2 separate regions of the Homo sapiens genome follow, and region 2 is linked to region 1. The links are chromatin loops, found by intact Hi-C in ENCODE. Cell type or tissue: gastrocnemius medialis. All regions are shown on one strand.

What was found. A loop is a pair of places that touch in the nucleus more often than their neighbours do. Peaks named below come from ENCODE experiments on the same cell type or tissue, not always from the same donor. Only the 100,000 strongest peaks of a DNase experiment are listed, where the experiment ranks them.
Region 2: a loop joins it to region 1, with 2.6 times the contacts of the local background. A loop is called at or near these places in 2 of 110 quality-filtered maps.

What each region holds. Positions count from the first base shown.
Region 1 is chr10:24,211,148-24,219,147 of GRCh38, reverse strand. The region is part of intron 1 of KIAA1217; the gene reads right to left. Among named protein-coding and RNA genes, the nearest start is that of KIAA1217, 6.0 kb to the right of the region's middle. RefSeq lists an enhancer at 4,151-4,739. In gastrocnemius medialis, no CTCF peak of the experiment used is centred here; DNase peaks (open chromatin) are centred at 2,208, 3,357 and 4,207; H3K4me3 peaks cover 2,882 bases; H3K27ac peaks cover 7,799 bases.
Region 2 is chr10:24,460,289-24,468,288 of GRCh38, reverse strand. All of the region lies in intron 5 of KIAA1217, which reads right to left. LOC105376455 (a long non-coding RNA gene) reads left to right here and starts at 1,903. Exons shown (of 3, transcript XR_930755.4): 1 at 1,903-2,536. RefSeq lists an enhancer at 5,320-5,821. In gastrocnemius medialis, a CTCF peak has its summit at 5,013 (motif pointing left); DNase peaks (open chromatin) are centred at 1,858, 2,588, 2,699 and 4,048; H3K4me3 peaks cover 2,687 bases; H3K27ac peaks cover 7,808 bases.

The DNA.
Region 1 (8,000 bases):
ACAGTTGTGAGACCCTGTCTCAAAACACAAAAACAAGAAAACCCTCAAGAACACTTGGTTAGGCTACTTGTGTGCAGGCAATAGGGTTATTCCTTATCCTTGTCTGTAATTATAGAAAGAGTTAACTCCAGTGATTCTGATTATTTCTGTATTTTTAATAACAGTTGCATTCTGGTAACAGGATTCTTATATAAGCTCAGTCGGGTTTCTGAAACATTTGCTTCATCACCAAGAACAAAAATAGCTATCACCCTGTACGTAAGTAATCATTGACACATGTGAACCATTTGAAAATTTTATTTTCTCATATTGGCATAAACCAAGCAAGCATAAGAATACCATCAGAAGTAACAATCGAGGGCCAGGCGCCGTGGCTCATGCCTGTAATCCCAGCACTTTGGGAGGCCGAGGCGGGTGAATCACGAGGTCAGGAGATCGAGACCATCCTGGCTAACACAGTGAAACCCCGTTTCTACTGAAAATACAAAAAAATTAGCTGGGCATGGTGGTGGGCACCTGTAGTCCCAGCTACTCGGGAGGCTGAGGCAGGAGAATGGCGTGAACCTGGGAGGCGGAGCTTGCAGTGAGCCGAGATCACGCCACTGCACTCCAGCCTGGGAGACAGAGCAAGACTCCGTCTCAAAAGAAAAAAAAAAAAAGTAACAATCGAGGAGTTATAAAGTAAAGGCTTAGACAAATTTTACTTGAGGTGGACTTTACCTAAAACACAGTGAAAAGGAAGAGCAATGGTACATCCTGATAGCCTGGACCTAAGACATCCTGCCTTCTGAGCTGGCTTTGAAGGGACAAGTTGGTTTCTGCTAAGAACAGATCAACCAAGTCATATGATGTCAATGCTGAGAGTGGGGAGCATGTAAAGGGAATCTCCATTCATCCTCGATGGTTGGGAGATGGGGTGTCAGGTATGAATATTCCAGCTAGCTCAGAAAAAAGAGTTACTTTTTTAAAAAAAACAAATAGATTAGGGAGAAAAAGTAAAACATTCAGAAGCACTTCAGGAGTTAGACAGGCTCTCTTCATGAAGTCAGGCTCTTCACGAAGAACAGTTCTTATCATAAAGTATTGCTGATATAGGCAGAATAATGTTTCCTTGTCCACTGAATTCCCTGGAAAAAGTACTAGGCTGGATCTCAGGAATCTTGGCTTTAATCCGACATTTAGAACAAATGATGTGACCTCTCTCAGTGTCATTCTCTTCATGAATAAAATGAAGACGACTGAACTAACATTAGGTATGCAAAGAGCCTTCTACCTCTAAATCTTTTAAAACTATTCTAATTTTTTTAAAAATAAGTTTCCAATAGAAGCATATTTGCCAATTATTTATCTTTACAAGTTAAGTGCAGAAAAATACAGATTTAATATTTGGGAGTTCTGCTCAGTTGAATCCCAGATAAACAGAGAACCAATCCTTCACACTAGTTTTGCAAAGCAACAGGTGTTAAGAGTCTAGGCATAAACCAGTTTCCTGAAAGCAATGTGACCACCACTCTTTCCCTTGTCTTTGCCTAGAAAGATCTGTATATAGAACTCTAGGTATAGATGCCCGTTGGTTGGGCAGAGAAAATATTTTCATCTCAGGCTGGTTTTCCTGTTCCAGTCTTCTAACCCTTGATGTGTGTTCTGGGAATAATTCTTCTTGTTTACCCTTCAATTCTCATTACATTGCTAATTATAGCATCTCCATCAGACACTGATGGGGAAGGGAAGGAAAAGCACAGCCAAATTAGTCAATTCTTCTACTTTTCATTAGTTTCAGCAGTAAGTTTACAAGGAGAAGAAGATGGAACTATTGGTTTAAAAGATATTGGGGGCTAAACTGTCATTTCATTTATTTAGGTTGCGCTTCCAACACTTAGACTCACATCATGGCTACCTTTAAAATGATCTCTTCCTTAATAACAGAGAAATAACAGGATCTACTGAACAAAGCTAGATGCCAAAAATGCTGTCTCTCAGGTTGATAAATACCTGTGCAATCTGAAGAGGTTTAGCTTTATCTTTTGAGTGCTGTGCATGTGTTTCATATCAGCCAAAATTGTTGTATACTTGATCTAACACTCTTGCCTTTTTTTTTTTTTTTTTTTTTTTTTTTGAGACAAGGTCTTGCTCTGTCACCCAGGCTGGAATGCAGTAGCATGATCATGGCTCACTGCAGCCTTTACCTCCTGGGCATAAGCAATCTTCTTGCCTCAGCCTCCTGACTAGCTGGGACCGCAGATGTGTGCCACCACATCTGGCTATTTATTTTTATTTTTATGTATTTTATTTTATTTTTTACCTTTTTTTTTTTTTTTTTGGACACAGAGTCTCACTCCATCACTCAGGCTGGAGTGCAGTGGTGCGATCTCAGCTCACTGCAACCTCTACCTCCCGAGTTCGAGCAATTCTTGTACCTCAGCCTCCCGAGTAGCTGAGATTACAGCCGTGCGCAACCATGCCCGGCTAATTTTTGTATTTCTAATAGAGATGGGGTTTCACCATGTTGGCCAGGCTGGTCTCGAACCCCTGACCTCAAGTGATCTGCCCACCTCAGCCTCCCAAAGTGCCGGGATTACAAGTATGAGCCATCACACCCAGCAATGCTATTGACTTTTAAGTGGAATTGGAAGATTAGTTTTGACATTATTAAGAAAATATATTTTAAGTTATCCAGGACAGCTAGATGAATTAACAGGATTGAGCCTCTGGAAAGGTGATTTCTTATGCAGGCATACACACATCTGTCTACATACACACATACAGCCATACAGATAAACATCCATGCATGTCCAACGGCAATAACGGCAGAAAGTCGCATCCTGCCTTACTATGCTGCACAGGCTCATATGATCTATTCTGTTTCATCCAAAGAGCATCAAGAGAGTTCAAGACAGCCGGGACAATAAACCCTCTTTCTTCTTTGAAATGAGTTGGGAAGGGAGATGGAAGGGGAGAGTTTTGGGGGTCAGAGCCAATCTTCAGTCCACATTAATCTTTGAGCAGCCCTGACTTACTGGACTAGACTCATCAGACCCCTGTTTTTTTCCTAGCACTTTTCACCTCATGTTGCTTTTCTGTTTTTTCTCTTTCTTGTGGATTTTTCCAAAATATCTCCAGTTGCTTAACAAGGATTGATGCGATTTAGAGGAAAGGTACAAAAAGCATCAACCACTAGCAAGGCTAGAAGGCTCAATGCAGCCACTTGGCAAACATCGGATTGCCTTTGGAGCTCACTCCTTCCTTTTGTCTCAATTTCCTGCCTTGTGCCTTCCACCCAATGCCCAATGCTCTATCATCCTGTCTGCCTCCCCTCCTACCTCGAGGCACCTGCTCTCCTGTCACCAGCACTCAGAGCCACCTAACGCCACTTTCCACACAAAGGCACTTCAGCACATCTGTCACTTGAGCCTTTTCCTCGACAAGGCTCAGCTCTTGGAAGCGTCAAGCCCCACACCTGGGGGAGAAGCAACAACTCTGCCATTCCAGCCATTTAAGGAGAATGTGGTCTTTTCAGTGGAGAAAAACTAAGAATGATTACAAACTAGAGAGGGATCAGGCAGAGGACATTTAGTCACAATTCCACAGCCATGTTGTCAGAGATCTGAGCCTGGCCAACTCCTCATTATCCACATGAATAGAGAAAAGCTCAAGTGTGGATTATCCAAGTCATCAAAACAGAAATACAATTCGATTTCTTGTTTGGAATGCGCTTTGGTGTTAACATTTAAATATGGGTGTGTCTAGCTGTTCGCTATTCTGGGAATCCTTGTCAAACAAAATAATGAAGCTGTAGCATGAAGGCAAGGCTTGGGCTTGCTGAAAGGCAGTCCTGTTTCCCTTTCCTGCCCCTCCCAGCCTCTGCAGAGCCCAGGGCAACTCCTCCTGGGAGCTCACTTCAAGCAGGGCAAAGAGCAACATAGGAGCTTAAAGCCGAGCAAAATCCCTGGAACATTCCCTGGAGAAGTGAGGACAAGGCAGGCAGAAATGCTAAAGGGACACTCTTCAGGAATCCAAGGAGCTCCCAGGCTAGGATTTGGCATTCTGGAAAGAAAGCATAGAAAGTAGGGGCTGGGGCAGACACCAAACACGCAGAGGCTCATGGAAGATGGGGCCTCCTCAAGGAGAAAGCCGCACTGCAAGTCCGGCAGGCAGGCAACTGCAGGCGCTGCCAAGGCCAGCTTCTTTGCCACAACTCGGGTTACTCTGGCTGGGTCAGCTGACCTGCAGCAAGGGATTTGGGGCCTTGCACCACTCAGGCATTCCACACCTGCTCCAGAGCCAGCAACAGTGCTGATGGCTTCCCTGAGATCCTATTCCTGGGTCAAGATTAGGTAGGCCACAGACTCTTAGGGAAGGCATCCCTCACTTCTTTCTAGTGGCTTCTGGTTAGCTGTCTCCTTCTCAATTGTGCTGAGAAGCTCTCTTGTCATAGGGAGCATCATAGGGAGTTGCTGTTTGGTCTGGTTGTACAACCTCTCTGGGTGTACCGTGGCAGAGACAGCCCTATGTGTTCGACCAGAACGCTCTTCTGCTGCACACAGAGGAAGACCACATTTTCCAGCCATCTCCATCTCACTGGGTCCTTGTACTAATTCCAGTCAATGTATTGTGGGCAGAAGCCATGTGGGCCACCTTTTGTTGGGGCCCCTAGACCTCCCAAATAACCTTCCACGTTCTCTCTCTCTTTACTCTTTGGCCAGTTGAATACAAAGGATCCAGCAGAACCCTCCAACGCCGTGGGGGATGCCATAGTGACAAGGCAGGAGGAGCCTCATCGGCCACCCAGGAAATCCACCTGGCCACAGAAATCACACTGTGCTGTGTCTGAGTGAACAATTAACCTTAATCATGCAAAGCCACCAAGATTAGAGGGTGGTTACAACAATTAGCCTATCTGATTAATACACATAATCGGTTAGCAGGCCGCAGAATCCTACAGCATCCCTCAGTTTTCAAGCTCCCTTGTTTTTTTTCTTTGTTTGTTTTTAGAAACAGGGTCTTGCTCTGTCACCTAGGTTGGAATGCAGTCATGCAATCATGGCTCACTGCAGCCTCAAACTCCTGGGCTCAAGTGATCCTCCTGCCTCAGAATCTGGAGTGGCTGGGACTACAGGTGCATAGTCACCATGCATGGCTACTTTAAAAACATTTTTTTTTGTAGAGATGGGGTCTCACTATGTTGCCCAGGGTGGTCTAGAACTCCTGGCCTCAAGTGATCCTCCTGCCTCAGCATCCCAAAGTGATGGGGTTAGCTCCCTTGTTACTATCATAATATATATACAAATCAGCACAGAAATTACAGCTGAAACCAGGTCATTATATTCCTCTATAGTACCTTAAAATTTTACCAGTGATGAAGAGGATTTCTGGTATAGATCTTAGACAAAATAGAGACAGGAGCTCCTCTTCCCAGAAAAGCATTCTGTGTCAAGCACTGATTGATTCATTCATTCATTCATACAAATATTTATTGACTGCCTGCTCCCACACTGAAAGGAGTTAGGAGATACAGTGTGAAGTAGATCAAGTCAGACTTAATGCCCTCATAGAGGAGTCCACATTTGAAATAGGCCAACCACAAACAAATCATATAGACTCTAAATGTCATGTAACGGTAAGTGCTTTGAAGAATGAAACGGGATAAGGGTACAGAGACTGAGGGGGCTGTTTTAGAGGAGGCTTCTGCATATCTGATTCCCCAGGCTTGCACTCGATGGGAGGCTGCCAATCAGACAGTGGGGAAGGCAAGCAGGTGGGCTAATAGCACTTCACTTGCATAGAGGTTTCAAGACCTTAGGAACCAGAGCAAAAGCACACACGTCAGGACTGCTGTGGACAGAGTCATCCCAAGGAATGCCTATGCCCCAGGGTCACAATGTAGAGCCCATGGGCTTCAAAGAGAATATGATACAGTTAGATTCATGTTCCACCAATAATTGTTGAGTGCCTACTCCGCAAAGCACACTATGCGCTACACTTCCCCATTGTTATTTACCTGGTAGCCGGGCTATTCAGCCATGGAAGCTTCATTGATTAGAGCTATTCTTAGGGTGATCATATACCCCAGTTTGCCAAAACAGCTCTGGGTTACAACTGTTGTCCCAGTAAAATTATTTGAGTGTTCCCTTTCACTTTCAAAAGGATCTCATTTGGACAGTAAGTTACATGATCACCCTAGGGATCCTTATCTATAGCAGGATAATAAACTCAAAGTCCCAAAGTGGTAAAATTAGCCTTTCATTCAACAAATGATTATTGAGTGCCTTCTACAGTGCCCAGTGAGTGCTCTGTTAGGTTGCCCAGTGCTCTGTTAGGTGCTGGAAATGCAAACGTGAATAAATAAAACATGGTCCTTGCTGTGGAATATCACATTGTCATTGGGTAAAACAGATACACAGGCAGACACAAGAGAGAATGCAATGATAGAAATGAACGTTATGGGTGATGTTAGCATCAGAGATGTTGCTCTCCCTTGCGGCACTCGTGCTCACCGGGAGAACTAAAAATGAAGCCATGCTTCTCTACAGCATCATATTCACCCAGAACTGAACAGGATTTTAAAAATCTAATTTGGATTTTTATTCCACTTTTGCTATTTTTTCCAGCCCTTCCTTCCAATCTCCCTGACCTCTAGATGCTGGACTGCCTCGGGGGGCATCCTTTGGACTTTTTCTTCTGCACACAGATTCAATCTTAGGGGATCTCTCAGTTCTCAGTCTTCCTTCAGCTCTAGTGATTAATATCCAAATTGTAGTCAACATCTCCACTTGGATACCTGATAAACTTCTCAATCCTAATCTATCAAAAGATTGCTCCTCAGAACCTCAAACCATAAACACCCTCTCATCTGTTCTTCGTAAATACTCCCCAACTTAGGCAAATGGCAACTCCGTTCTCCCAGCAGCTTACACCAAAATTTTGGAAGTTGTCTCTGACTCCTCTTTTTCTCTTACATCCCAAGTTGAATCCTTTAGCAATTGCTTTTGTCTTGTCTTGTTTGTCTTTTCTTTTTTCCTCTCCTCTCCTCCCCTCCTCTCTCTTCTTTTTTTTTCTTTTTTCTTTTTCCTTCCTTCTCTTTCTCTCTGTCTTTCTCTCTCTCTTTCTTTCAGAATCTTACACTGTTACCCAGGCTAGAGTGCAGTGGTGTAATCATGGCTAACTGCAGTCTCAACCTCCTGGCTGAAGTGATCCTCCTGCCTCAGCCTCCCAAGTAGCTGGGACTACAGGGCACTATGCCTAGCTAAATTTTTTTTTCTAGAGATGGGGTCTCACTATGCTGCCCAGGCTACAGGAAATGCTTTGGGCATTACCTTCAATATACACCTAGAATCTGCTGGCTTATCACCGCCTGCTAATCACCGCCTGGTCCAAGCTAGCCCTGGTTCTTGCCTCCTTGACTGCAGAAGCTTCCTAAAGGCCTCCCTGCCCTTCCCTCAACCCTACTTGGATTGTGCTCAATACAGCACCCAGTATTACCCCATTTAAAAAGACAAATCCCTTTGTAACTCACCTGGGCAACATAGCAAGACCCCTTCTCTAAAATAAAATAAAATACAATACAATACAATACAATACAATACAATACAATACAATACAATACAATACAATACAACCATGCATGGTGGCATGTCCCAGTAGTCCCAGCTATTTGGAAGCTAAGGCCAGAGGATTGCTTGAGCCCAAGAGTTCAAGGCTGCAGTGAGCTATGATCACACCACTGCACTCCAGTCTGGGTGACAAATGAGACCCTCTCTAAAAAAAAAAAAAAAAAAAAAAAAAAAAAGTAGTCCCACCTGCCAGGAGATTCCCACCTCTTTCAAAATAAAAGCTCTAGTCCTTACAATGGTTTCATGGGCCCTAGGTGATCTGGCCTGGGATTACCTCTCAATCTCTTTTCCTCCCATCCTTCTCCCATGTTCTTGCTGTTCTTTGAAAACATTACATCCCTGCTGTTACCTCTCCTGTCTTTGTTCAAATATCACTTCAGCGAAGCTCTT
Region 2 (8,000 bases), 250 kb before region 1:
ACCCTTACGATCAGACAACTTGGGAATCCTACCATAAAAGACAGGGACCAACCTAAGGCAACTCGCTCTTAGGATGTGGGGGAAGGTAAGGGGACATCACTGGAGGGATGTTTTCAAGTCTTCAATGTGATTTCCAAGGTCACACTTGCAATAAAAAGTAGAATTTAGAGACTCCAGAATCTGATAGATGGAAGCAGCATGATGGTTAAGATTGTATAATTCACAGTTTAAAACAAACCCAGCCTTTGCTGCGGGTATTCTTACTAAGGAGAGATCTTCCTAGAATCTGTCACCAACACAGATTTATTTTGTTTTGGTTTTTAACTGTTATTTGGCTAATGAGTAAAGACATGGCATTAAATACATACTGGGTTTTTCCTGCGCTGGTACTCAAAGTCAGACCTTGTGGGAGAAAATTATACTAAACTTACAAAGAAAATAAATAAGCAACACACACACACACACACACACACATACACACACACATACACATACACACATACGAGTTGCCATTCACATTAATATATCCCAGTCCCTTATTCTGCCACTGATCTCTCTGATGCTACTAATCTTATCATCTCTTTTCCCTTAGTGAGTTTAAGTAACTAGCTATGTTGTACCATTGACACTTTTTCCCCACAGAATTTCAACACTAATGTCATAATGTAAGCTTTAAACAATTTCATTTTACAGCAAGAAAGAGATGACCGACACAGAAAAATAAAGATTCTTCTAACCCCTTATCTGAATACAACACAGATAACTATTTGCCTGCACCTAAGCCCAGACACAGAAAATGTTCATTCAACTGCACTAGATATAATGGCAATGTATGAACAAGACTGTTCTACCTCATTCATCTGCTTGGCTAGGCACTGTCTTTTCTTCTTTCCATTACTGCCCAAACCTCTATTGTCTCTTCATTATTTGAGTTCTTCCAGTTCTTAGAAAGAGGGTAGTTTCTTCAAGAGCCTCATCATAATAGCAGGCTGACAGGCAGGTGTCCCTGCCCACAGACTGCACACGGATCAAAATGCTGTTTACACCATACTTCTGAAACACCAGAAAATATCTGGGGCCATTTCAAATTAAGATCTGAAGTCTGAGTTAGAAATTCTTACATGTAGCTATATATTATTTCCCAAAAGAACCATAAGTCAAATCGAATATCACTCATTCAGAAGTTTCTTGAACGTAAGATAAGAAACAACATATTAAAATTGTTTCCAGAAAAAAAAAACCTAGTATAAAAAATATTTGTTTAAAATCATCTTGGGAAACTGCCTCATGTAATCATGTCTGTGGAGCATTTATATATATATATATTGCTTGTGGAAAAGGAATATTATGTACAGTTTGTTGTATTTCAAACCCCACCCTTCCAAGTCTAGAATTTGTAAACATACCACTCAATCAGACCACACAATGAAGTAAGCAGAGAAAACTGAAATGGAATCTTAAGACACTCTTTCACCCTCAAAGAATTAAAGCCACTTACTTTTTCTTAAGGAAATCACCTGTGTAACTAACGCCGTGAGTAAGCACATTCGCTCAGGTCCTGATTACATGATTCCTTTGTTTGCTGGCTTCATCTAAATCCTTGGTTGCACACTTGAATATTTTAGACAGCTTCCTCTTCAGAAACAAAATCATCACAAAAGACACAAAGATCCTAAAATGTTTCTCAGCTCGAGTGTTCACAACCAATAAAGACCATTTCGTATTACCCAGTTTTCGGAGAGAAGCTGACACTGGCATGGATAAAAAGTAACCTTCCCCGTGATAAGTCAATTTCTCCTCCCCTTGGAAATTAGTCACTGAATAACCTCAGCCCACATCCAACCACAGGCTACCTCACGGGTGACTCAGTCCTTCAACAACTGCTTACAGGGAAAACACCAATGAAGGAACTTTAAACGGCCTAGGTAAATGGGTTAACAGCAAAGGAAATATTACAAAATATATTTCGCTGAAGGCAAACAGGATCATTAGAAAGGGCAAACAACCAGCCACCGAGAAATGAAACTGTCAAAAAACCCAACATACTCAATCCAGAGGAGCCAACTTTCAGATCAGTTTTCTGTTGACTTAAAGGTGCTACTGCAAAAACCTAGACCAGCACCCAATACCCACTTTGCTGCCAGACTTTTGAAGTCTGGGAATTGGCAGCTGAAGGAAACGTAAGCCTCTTCTCCTGGTTTAACACCAGAGGGAAAACATGAGGGAGATAAGGAGGCTGTCTATTAATTAACCAGCCCTGTTTTACCACGCTGAACTTTGGGTAGCAGCCATTAATCAGTCCTACATAGCGCCGGGCAAGGAACTGCAATCACCCTGGAAAATACATCTGAAACGAGAAGGAAAGATAGAGAGGGCAAACCAGGGCTGTGCAGAGGGGATTCTGGAAAGGAAACCAGAGCCCTTCTGCCCCACCCTAAACAAGATGAAGGACGAGAAGGTAGGCGATCCCCAGAGACCTCTGGCTACAACCGCTGTCAGCACAGCTGGTATCTTCCAGGGGAACAGGTACAAGAAGGTGCGTGTCCACAACACGAAGTGACTTGTGCAGCTCTCAGCGGAGGACTGGCATTAATGCATTGCTAGCAAAAGGTGGGGGAGAAAGGAAGCATCTCCTGCGCTCCCAGGCAGGCTCTGATTACCATCATGTTTTCTGAGCCCTTGGGGACTGGGTGGAACCGAAAGCTATCCAAGTGGGAATACGGTGACAAGGAACTCCACTCACTGGGCTGGAAGCCCCACTGGCTTCACGCCACACCCAACTACCACGCTCTGGGCAGCCTGTGCATTTTTAAAACATTTTAAGGCTTTTAGAGGTTGTTCTTGCTGACCAAAAGAATTCCATGACGTCTTTCAAGTTCAAATCCAGTCCTTTGCAGGCTTTCTAAAAAAACTGTTTACTGCCATCAAATCACTTTGTGGTTATTAAAGAAGGGGGCAAATGGAGCACGTGACATTGCCACCCTCCTAAGATGTCTCACTAGGAAAAATATTTGGATGAAGTGGTTGTAACAGATGCCACCTAAGAGGTCGGAAAACAGTAGAAGGAATGTGGAAGCTCTTGACTTTTAATCTAATCAGCAAGGGTTTGTTATTTCTCACCAGAGTATGGGAGGCACACACTATCAGCTTCTGATGAATCTGGTATACATTAGGCAGGTTTTGTTTTGTGTCTTCAGTCAAGCACGTACTTTCCAGGAAGGGGGATGGAGGAGTGGTCCCCCTTGTCTGATTAGGCCACGATGCCGCCCCTATCACATCCTCCAAAGACCCTGTCTTATGGCGTGAGGTGTGCTAACAGACATGGCTCTTATAATTCTTCTTTACCTGCTTATTATGGGCAGGGTTGCTTGTCCCAGTGACTGTATGTGAAGGGTCTGGGGCCAGGCTGTCCCCCAGGAAACAAACAGTGAACTCTCTGTCTCTCTGCTGCTTGGCTAAGCAAGTCATGCCATGTTCGACATGTTATCCCATATCTGCTATGGGCTAGGTGCTATGTGGCTCACGCCTGTAATCCTAGCACTTTGGGATGTGGAAGCAGGAGGATCCCCTGAGCCCAGGAGTTTGAGACCAGCTTGGGCAACATAGGGAGGCCCAGCCTATACAAAAAGTAAAAACTTAGCTGGGCATGCTGGTGCATGCCTGTGTTCCCAGCTACTTGGGAGGCTGAGGTGGGAGGATCACTTGAGCCTGAGAGGTTGAGAGGCTACAGTGAGCCAAGATCACACCATTGCGCTCCAGCCTGGGTGACAGAGTGAGACCCTGGCTCCAAAAAAAAGCAACAAAGGGTAAAACCACAAGAAACCATGTCCATTACGCTAGAGAGAGGTGGCTTCTGTTGACCCTGTTACAATGAGAGTCGGTCGGTTCAATGCGAGAAGAAGTCTAGTTTACCTCTCCCTTCTCTTCCTTCCTGCCAGGTTCACAGCAATTTCCTTTCACTTTCAAAATGCTCCAGGGCACTGTCTGTAGCATGCATGCATGGATTCGTCATTACAAGAGCAGTAATTCACTGTCAGGAGTTTGAAAGCCAGCCCAATCCTGCGGTGAATCAGGATGAGTTAAATGCTCTTTAGCAAGCGCCAAGCTCACCCAAGAGAGGTGGAGTTCAATCTCCAAAGGCCCCAGAGTACCTGCTAATGAACCAGACAAGCCAATTTCCTAAACAATATCCTGGTGCCATCTAGGACCCAGTGGCTTTATCTCAGTGGAAGGCACATTCTCCAGAGAAGGGCTCTTTCAGGCTAACTCACCATAAAGTTTGGTTCAGTATGAGTGTGTGCAACCACTAACACCCCCACGCTTTGGTTTGATTACATCACCAGATCCTTCTCTGCCTTCTCTACCTTGGGACATTACAGCCATTACTACGTTCCTCTTCCCAGCAGTGTATAAAGTGTCCCACTCTTCATTTTCCCTCTTCCTTTCATTGACTAGGCCTAAAAGCAAAGTGGAAGCAATGTATTCTTTCTGAGTCAGTGTTAAGAATGGACGTGCTAGGAAATATTCAGGATTACCTCAACAGGAAGTAATTTTTATGCTCTGGCAAGGCCAATAGTATTGTGACACATATTCATTCCTATTTTCCCTTTCATATTCATTTCTTCATTGGCTTTAAAAAAATTACATTTGCTCAAAGAAAATCTGAACTGTGCCTATAGATATGAAGATGATATTAGGAAGGGAAGGGATTATTACGTTGAAAAAATTTCAAATTCATCTTGTTTGCATTGGTAAAATTGGGAAGATTGCCATTTGTAAGGTTTTAGTTAGCCTATTGTTTCATTTGATTGTAAACGGAATGTCTCCCAGACATGAGACAGACAGACAGACAGACTGCTGCCAAAATTATTTAATTCCCAGGAAAGAGATGGTCCAGTCAGCGGTTAGCTTATGGCTATATTTAAGATGAGCGTTATTTCTATAAATCTTTTGACAGAGGAACTCTACTGAGCCCTCCAGTGGCCAGACCTGGCTGACCAGTCCTGGGTCCAACAGTGATTAAAGATCTCAATCTGGAGCAGAATAGAGAAGTAATGTTAAATAAATCATTTCGCTTCCAAGCCACAATCAATAATTGTGCAGTGCTGTAGGATGGATAAAAGAAAAATGTCCTTCTCACTGACACTCAATCTTCTGCTGGGCTACTCCCATGTTCCCCAGGCCAAGGACAACCTCCTTTTGTACCAAAAATAGTTACAGTTTGTAAAATGATATCTTTTTTATGCCACTTGCAACAGATGGTACAAATAATTCCTTCTCTTATCTCCATCTCTGCACATCCACCCATTTCCTGGACGAACCTTGTTCTTTTATGCACAGCTCCCTTTTAATGTTTTCTAGATTGGATGCTAGTAAGTTATCTGCGGCACCCAACTACAACTTTTTAGCGCCTTAGACTTTATTTTTCTCTTTATGACAGTTCTTGAAACTACTATGTAACTTGTCAACCACATGTTGCCATATAGGATATACTGCTTTATTTGCTTGTGACACTTCATATTCTAACAAGAGATTTTAAATCCCCGTGCTCACCATACCCCACCCACAAACACTCCAATAATCACATAGCAGTTTGCAGTTTACAAAGGGCTCTCAATTGTGACATTTCATGGGCTCCAGAACTCAGTGAAAGACATAGAACAGGTGTCTTATGTCTTTTTGAATAGTTGGGAAACAGAAGTGCAGGGAGTTAAGAACCTCACCCAGCTTCCCATAGCTGCTAAGCAGTGAGGCAGCAAGAACCCCAGCTTCCTCGGTTGTTTGCGTGTGACCTGCTGTGCACTTCAGGACACTGCAAGCTATTCTGCAAAGAACGATGTTCCTCATGCCTGCCCACGCGTGATCACTGATGGATTCCTTATTCGATTTCTGGCCATGGTGTGAAACATGAACAAGTCTGTTGAGAAGTACCTCACTCCATTCACAGGTCCAGATTTTCACAGCAAAGGAAAAGAATCACTGGGGCATCTCACTGGGCTTCGGCTCGAATGATTTAGAGCCTCTCTTGACTTACAATTAGGTTTTATCTACTTGCCTCAAAATGAGTAAGTTATATAATTAGTTATATATTAGTTATATTTAATAGATATATCAGTATATATGCTTATATATATTATACTTATATATACCTATCGATATTATACATCACTCAGTACTATATGGATATCACCATATCACAAGTTATACATATGTATACATATACATATATGTACACACAGAAGCATGCACAAAGTCATCATCAGTCACAGGCACCGGATTACTTATGAAATAAAATATCTGAGCCTTAGCTGATTAAAATCCCTTACCATTACAACCCTAATTCCATTATGGGGTGACATTCTCAGGACCATGCCCCTCAGAGATGCATGCACCACCCACAGAGGCACAGGGTCTCCATCGCTGCACTCTATGCTCTTCTTTCTTTTCACTGGAGAAACTGACCAAATTGATTATATCGTGAACAAAAATAGCTAGGTAGAGCATTATATAACTTTAGGATGATTACAACAACGTGAGAATTAAAATGTATATATGTATTTTAGTTTGATGATATAACATACCTAAATTTACACAATGAGGTGATGTTGATCTGTGTAGAATTTTATGCTATACAGCCGGGTGCAGTAGCTCACACCTGTAATCCCAGCACTGTGGGAGGCCAAGGTGGGCGGATCACCTGAGGCCAGGAGTTTGAGACCAGCCTGGACAACATGGTGAAACCCCATCTCTACTAAAAGTACAAAAAACTAGCCAGTCATGGTAGCACACACCTGTAATCCCAGCTACTTGGGAGGCTGAGGCAGGAGAATTGCTGGAACCTGGGAGATGGAGGCTGCAGTGAGCCAAGATTATGCAGCTGTACTCCAGCCTGGGCAACAGAGCAAGACTCTGTCTCCCCACCACCAAAACAAAACAAAACAAAACAAAAACAAAAACAAAAAAAGAATGTTATGCTCTACAATTGCAGTTTAAAGGACAGATATGAAAACAGCTAGATGGAGTGTTATATAACTTTAGGATGATTACAGCATGAAAATTAAAATGTATATATATTTTAGTTTGATGATATGATATACCTAAACTGAAACAATGAATTGATGTTGATCTATGTAGAATTTCACACTATACAATTGCAGTGTAAAGGATAGATGGTTTTCAGAGCCCGTGAGAGAAAATGGTGGTAAACACATTGGGGAATGGCAGATGTCAACTTGGAAACCATATGGCCATTTATTCGTGGTCTGTCAATGTCTTCTCACAATGGAGCTACTCAAATCCCAGGATGTCTGTTTCTGTAATAACTCCTTTCTCACAGCCTCATGTGGTCTCAGCTTCTTACTACCAATTGCTCCCTAGTAGGTTTAACCCCTTCAGGCCTGTCTCATGTCTACCTTCACTGTTCCTCCTTCTTTGATTATAGCTTTTCTGAAACCAACTCTGTGGACCTGGGTTACCGTCTTAGCCCGTCTACAGGAAACACATTCCATTGCCTGCATTCTGCTGTGTTCATATTGATCTCAGTAGGATATGTGTAGGTTCTATTACCAAGCAAAAGAAAAAACATACAGCATAAAGTGAGCTGTGTCTGTGGAGCAAATTTTAAAGGGTATGTTATGGATGACTTCTGATGAAAGGTGTTTTAGTTGTGCCATTATTTTGATCCTCAGCCAAACAACATCAGCCCATGTGTCAAGAGAAGAAAGGATTGTCTGAGGGAATAGTCCCAGAGGGTAACACCGAAAGACAGTAATTCACAGATCTGCCAGGTTCAATTTTTCCTCAAAATAAACATGAAAAAAACAATGATGGGGACCTAGATTAAAAAAGCCCTCATGCCCATTCTTCCTGGGTTCAGAAGAGCCGCCTGCTCCACTGTGAATGATCTTCACTGTGAACTTTTATTCAAAAATAAAAGAAGTTCCATGGGTATCCTAAGTATACGGAGTGTGTGAGCTGGGGAAATTCTCACGTGTAAGGCT